Linked DNA regions of Homo sapiens: region 2 is linked to region 1. The links are chromatin loops, found by intact Hi-C in ENCODE. Cell type or tissue: GM12878. All regions are shown on one strand. Each heading gives the region's core, and the rest is flanking DNA. Links, peaks and the distances in the headings are about the cores only.

Region 1 (2,904 bases), core at 222-2,721:
GAGTTTGAGACCAGCCTGGCCAACATGGCAAAACTCCATCTCTACTAAAAATACAAAAATTAGCCAGGTGTGGTGGCACACGCCTGTAATCCTGGCTACTCTGGAGGCTGAGGCAGGAGAATCACTTGAACCTGGGAGGTAGAAGTTGCAGTGAGCCGAGATCACACCACTGCACTCCAGCCTGGGTGACAGAGCAAGACTTCTAAAAAAAAAAAAGCCTGCATACCATTCTGTCACTTGCTTTTTTACTTACTACCTCAAAATGTTGAGGTTCATTCATCCAACAAATATTTAGTTAGCCCTTAAATATGTGCTCAGCAGCTAGGGACCCAGCAGTGCCCTTGCCTTCAAAGGATTTTCATTGCAGTAGAGGGGACACACGATAGACAACAAGCAAGTAGTAATGAAAGACAAGAGGGAGATGACAGGTGACAGACAAGTTAATAGGGCCCAGGCTCAGTGGCTCACGCCTGTTATCCCAACACAATGGGAGGCCGAGGCGGGTGGGTCACCTGAGGTCAGGAGTTCAAGATCAGCCTGGCCAATACCCCATCTCTACTAAAAGTACAAAAATTAGCCAGGCGTAGTGGCGCTTGCCTGTGGTCCCAGCTACTCGGGAGGCTGAGGCAGGAGAATTGATTAGACCCAGGAGGCGGTGAGGTTGCAGTGAGCCGAGATCGAGCCACTGCACTCCAGCCTGGGTGACAGAGTGAGACTTCATCTCAAAAAAAAAAGGAAAAGTTAATAGGAAGGCAGCCTATATGGTCTGGTGTCGTCTTTTAGCAATTCCGTGAAGTACAATGGAGTTTCCAGGTTTTCTCTGTGACAAAGGGATGCTGCTTTGTCACTTTTTTTTCTTTCGAGGCAGGGTCTTACCCTGTAGCCCAGACTGGAGAGCAGTGATGCGATCACAGCTCACTGCAGCCTCGAACTCTTAGGCTCAGGGGATCCTCCCACCTACTGAGTAGCTGAGACCACAGGTACATGCCACTGTACCTGGCTAATTTTTGTTTTTTGTAGAGACAGAGTCTCACTGATGTTGCCTAGGCTGGTCTGGAACTCCTGGGCTCAAATAATCCTCCCGCCTTGGTCACCCAAAATGTTGGGATTACAGGCGTGAGCCACGGTGCCCAGCTGAGCCTTGATATTTAAATAGTGGTCTGGGGACCAGCAACACTGACATCTGCTGGGAGGTTGTTAGAATTGTAGAATTTCAGGTCCCACCTCAGACCTATTGATTATTTCCATATTAACAAGATTCACAGGTGATTTGTATGCACATTTCAGTTTGAGAAGGACTGGTTTAGAATGGAAGATAAAAAATGGCAGATAAGGCTGGGCACGGTGGCTCATGCCTGTAATCCTAGCACTTTGGGAGGCCAAGGCGGGAGGATCACAAGGTCAGGAGTTCAAGACCAGCCTGGCCAACATGGAGAAACCCCATCTCTACTAAAAAAAAAGAAAAAAAGAAAAAATTAGCCGGGCGCAGTGGTGGAAGCGTGTAATCCCAGCTACTTGGGAGGCTGAGGCAGGAAAATTGCTGGAACCCAGGAGGCAGAGGTTGCAGTGAGCCGAGATCGTGCCAATGCACTCCAACCTAGGCAACAAGAGCAAGACTCCGTCTCAAAAAAAAAAAAAGACAGATAAGGTGTTAAATACCTTCAGTTCAATTAGGGATTGATGAGAGATGGTGTGACCTAAAACATTGTTCTGGGTTGAATTTGGCCTTGTTGCCTGGACTGTCAATATTGTGGTGTTTATCCTCTTAGGGAAGAGAACTCCAAAGACCAGGTCATCTCCTTAATTTGCTTCTCTCACCAGGTGTGGGAATCCAGATTGCCCCAAAATCTTGAGCTGTTAAGGCTGGGAAGAGCCTGAGATGCCATCAGTTCAGCTCAATCCCTAGCTGCTGCCCTGCTCACTTCTGCCAACCCCCGTCTCACAGGCGAGGCTCTGGGAAGGGCAGTGGTTTGCTCAAACCACAAATCAGCCCAGGGCTGGCCACAGTCCTGGGTCCCAGCCAGTAGTTATCTTTTCTCTAAGTTTTGGTCCATTATTTTTCTATCTCATGGATTTATCCTAACTTTTTAGAAAAATGAATTTTAAAAACATATATGGGTTCATATTAGAAAAGTATCATTGTAGCAGGATGAGCCTCAGACAAGAACCCCTCAGAAACCGAGTTGTAGAAGGAAAGGGCTTTATTCAGCTGGGAGCATCGGTGGATTCACGTCTCCAAAAGCCGAGCTCCCCGAGTGAGCAATTCCTGTCCCTTTTAAGGGCTTACAACTCTAAGGCGGTCCGCGTGAGAGGGTCGTGATCGATTGAGTAAGCAGAGGGTACGTGACTGGGGGCTGCATGCACTGGTAATCAGAACGGAAAGGAAGAGGACAGGGATTTTCACGACGCTTTTCCATACAATGTCTGAAATCTATAGATAACAGAAGAGTTAGGTCGGGGTTGATTTTTAACTCCAGGCCCAGGGTGCAGTGCTGGGCTATCTGCCTGTGGATTCCATTTCTGCCTTTTAGTTTTTACTACTTCTTTCTTTGGATTCAGAAATTGGGCATAAGACAATATGAGGGGTGGTCTCCTCCCTTATCATGTGCTTACTGTAAAAAAATCAGAGTTGGGCACAGTGGCTCACACCTGTAATCCCAGCACTTTGGGAGGCTGAGGCGGGAGAATCACTTGAGCCCAGGAGTGCAAGACCAGCCTGAGCAACACAGTGAGTCCCTATCTCTACAGAAAAAAAAAGAAAAATCAAAAGTTATCCAGGCAAGATGGTGTGCGCCTATGGTCCAGCCTACTCAAGAGGCTGAGGCTGGAGGATGGCTTGAGCCCAGAAGGTCAAGGCTGCAGTGAGCCATGATCGCACCATTGCACTCCAGCCTGTGTGACAGA
Region 2 (2,904 bases), core at 88-2,587, 230 kb before region 1:
TGGATTCACCCTGGATGACCTTGGCCTGGTCTCTGCTGGGGAAGATGTGACCTTGGGCCCCTGGACAGAGTCCGGAGGGAGTCAGGGGGGATCCTTAACCCCAACACATACACAGCCGGTCAACCTGGGCCACCCAGGCATAGAAGGCTCATGGAGGATGCCCAGGGCTCTGTGGACTCCAGAAGGAGCCACACTTCGGTCCTGGCTTTATGAGCTGTGGCCCAGCCAAGCAGGAGACTAGGGTTTGAGTGACACAGTATCCCACTTATTCATGAGGACAAGCATCATAGACCTGGTGGGAGAACCTCTCTCCCTATCATCTCCCTGCCAAGAAATGGAGCATGAGGAGGAGCCCAGGGGCCCGAGCCTGCAGTGCCCACGTGACCACGGGAAACTCACTCTGGGCCAGCGCAGGTAAGGAGCTCCAGTCCCAGACCAGCAACCTTGCAGCTGAGATGAGGGATGGACAGCAGCTCTGGGAACCAGCTTTATTTTTCTCAGGAGCCTCTCACTGGGAACCAGACAACCCCAGAGGGCATCTTTGCCTGCCCTTGGTGACAGTGTACTCCAATCTCGTCATTCATTAATGTGATGGCCAGTCACTGAGCACCTGGCAGATACTGGTTTTCCATCTTCTCACACTCAGCTCTGCCCAAGGTGGGATTTTTGTCTTTCAAGGCAGGAGCCATCGTCCCACCCAGGATGAGCCATCCTCTTCTGGGCTAGGTTAGAGTTGCCTGTTATGCCAAAGAATGGAGCTGGGCTGGAGGGAGGGGCAGGTGGTGATGGGGGAAGAGAAGCAGGGTCTCAGCCCAACCTCAGTACCAGGTCAGCTGGGGTGCCCTGTTTCATCTTGCTGGGCCGGCTCACTTTGGAGCTGGCGGATTTGTCAGGTTGGAAATTGCTTTCTTCATCTAGAACAGAGAAAGGGGGTGGAGGTGGGGGGGGATGTAGAGGAGGTTGTGAGGGGGGCTCCAGCATTTTTAGTCCCCTAAGGTTCATTTCCAGGCTGAATAGTAGAGCCTGTGCCACCCCATTGCACAGATGGGATCACTGAGGCCGAGAAGGGCAGGCTGGCCACTGGCCAGAAAACAAGGTAGGGGAGCCAGGCCCAGTGGCCAATCTGGGCCAGAAAGAGGGACTCATAAGTATCCTCTGAATCCCCCCAGGTTTGGATGGGAGCATGCTGGTGTCCCCCCACCTCCCCATCTCCCCAGCCTTCTCAGGCATGGGTCCCCTGCTTTGCTCTGCCCCCGGGACCCTGGTACCTCCACCCAGGACACGCAGCCCACAGCTCTGCCCCGCGATGTCACGAAGAGGGACTGAAGGTTCAACAGCTTAAAGAGGTTTTGTGCCTGGATGGGGGATTGTTAGGAAACACTGGAGGGTAGATGGCGCCCAGCCCACCCTCTGGCCCACTCTGCCACGCCTCTGAGCCAGGAAGAGGGGCGGGGCCTGATATGTGTGGGAGGCAACAGACCCAGGCCTGCAATGTCCAGTGTGGGCCACTGGGGGATGCCAGAGGCCACTCAAGGGTCTGGGCGGGGCTGCAAGTGGACAGGACCCAACATCCAGCACCCTCCAGCAGCACAGAGGGGGCGGGGCCATCTCCAGGTCCCCTGTCAGCCTCCGCCCTTGCCCCATCCTTGTGTCAGGCTCTGTCTCAACTGGCTACATAATTTGTCCAAGATCACACAGGCAAAATGGGGTGGACCTGAAATTGAAACGCACGTGTGCCTTGGTGCAACTCCACTGTCTTTCTCCACCCAGAGACTTCCATTTGCCAAGCCCCCCAATTCCCTCATCTCTCTGCATCATCCCCGCAACCCTGGCAGTGAGGGGCGACGGCAGGAGCTGCCCTGTCCAGGCCCAGGAGGAGCAGGAAGCAGGATAAGATGGGCGGGGCGGGGTTGGGACGGGAGGCTGGAGCCTGAGCTCCTCATCAGCTCTTGCCCTGCCCCGGGGGCTGCGTGTGTCACACTCCCCAATACTTGTTACCTGGTGCAAGGTGGTCTCTGAGAATAGCGTCAGGGTCACTGGTTCCGTGGGGCAGCCCCTGGCCAAGATGTCCTGGAGACACTGCTGGGAGTGGGGAAGAGTTATGGGTGCAGGGCCGGCCTCCCCAGGATGCCTCTCTCAGACCACCTCTCCCTCAGGAGATCAGCGGGTCCCTCCCCTCCCATCCCTGCTGACCCACCCCCGCCCCATCCCCACGCCCCTCAGGAGTAACCACCTGGTGTCCTGGAGCCCTGGAAGGAGGCTCAGCCTGGAGGGCCTGCACCAGCTGGGCCCTCTGCACGATGCCTACCAGGATCTGGGACTCTGGCAAGTAGAGAGGGAGAGGGAGGGAGGTGCATTATGAAGAAACAGGCCTGAGGGCCAAGCTTCCGGAAGACCTTGGTGGTGTCCCCATGCTCCTACCCCAGCAGCTGCCCAGGGACTGCCTTACAAGCACCCAGCCGACTCTCTTTAGACATGTCAACCACCCCAAGGGAGGGTAGCCATGATTTCCATTTTGCTGATGAGGAAACTGAGGCTCAGGTGAAGTGACTTGCTCAAGGTCACACGGTTGGTTGCTAAGTCACAGAGCCTGGATGCAGATCCTGTCTGCCTGACAGGTTCAAGAAGGAGGCAGAGGGCATCCCCTACCCCCGACTTCCTCCTCCCTTCCAGCTGGGCACCTGTGCTCTCCACCAGGGGATACTCGGTCACGTCTGTGGAGGTCACAACCTTGACCACCTCCTCCAGCGGCGTGTCCTTGGCCAGTGTGGTGATGCTGTGGTTCATGAAGTGCTCCACCCTCACATGGTGGGAGCTGCAGGCAGAGGGGCTCCCATCAGGTCCCGGAGTCGGGGATGTCAGACCCAGGCCAGCAAGGGGATCTGAGGGGAGCTTTGCTTGAAC

What was found. Peaks named below come from ENCODE experiments on the same cell type or tissue, not always from the same donor. Only the 100,000 strongest peaks of a DNase experiment are listed, where the experiment ranks them.
Region 2: a loop joins it to region 1, with 8 times the contacts of the local background. A loop is called at or near these places in 9 of 110 quality-filtered maps.

The regions. Positions count from the first base shown.
Region 1 is chr1:15,801,820-15,804,723 of GRCh38, reverse strand. No RefSeq gene overlaps it. Among named protein-coding and RNA genes, the nearest start is that of UQCRHL, 4.4 kb to the left of the region's middle. RefSeq lists an enhancer at 529-1,030. In GM12878, for the core only: a CTCF peak has its summit at 1,186 (motif pointing left); no DNase peak of the experiment used is centred there.
Region 2 is chr1:16,031,621-16,034,524 of GRCh38, reverse strand. It overlaps CLCNKA (chloride voltage-gated channel Ka), which reads right to left. Exons shown (of 20, transcript NM_004070.4): 16 at 2,682-2,815; 17 at 2,234-2,322; 18 at 1,999-2,082; 19 at 1,269-1,355; 20 at 475-914. The coding sequence ends at 867. It also overlaps the pseudogene FAM131C2P. Among named protein-coding and RNA genes, the nearest start is that of CLCNKB, 11 kb to the left of the region's middle. RefSeq lists enhancers at 1,377-1,446, 746-1,552, 1,553-2,360. In GM12878, for the core only: a CTCF peak has its summit at 1,506; a DNase peak (open chromatin) is centred at 1,495.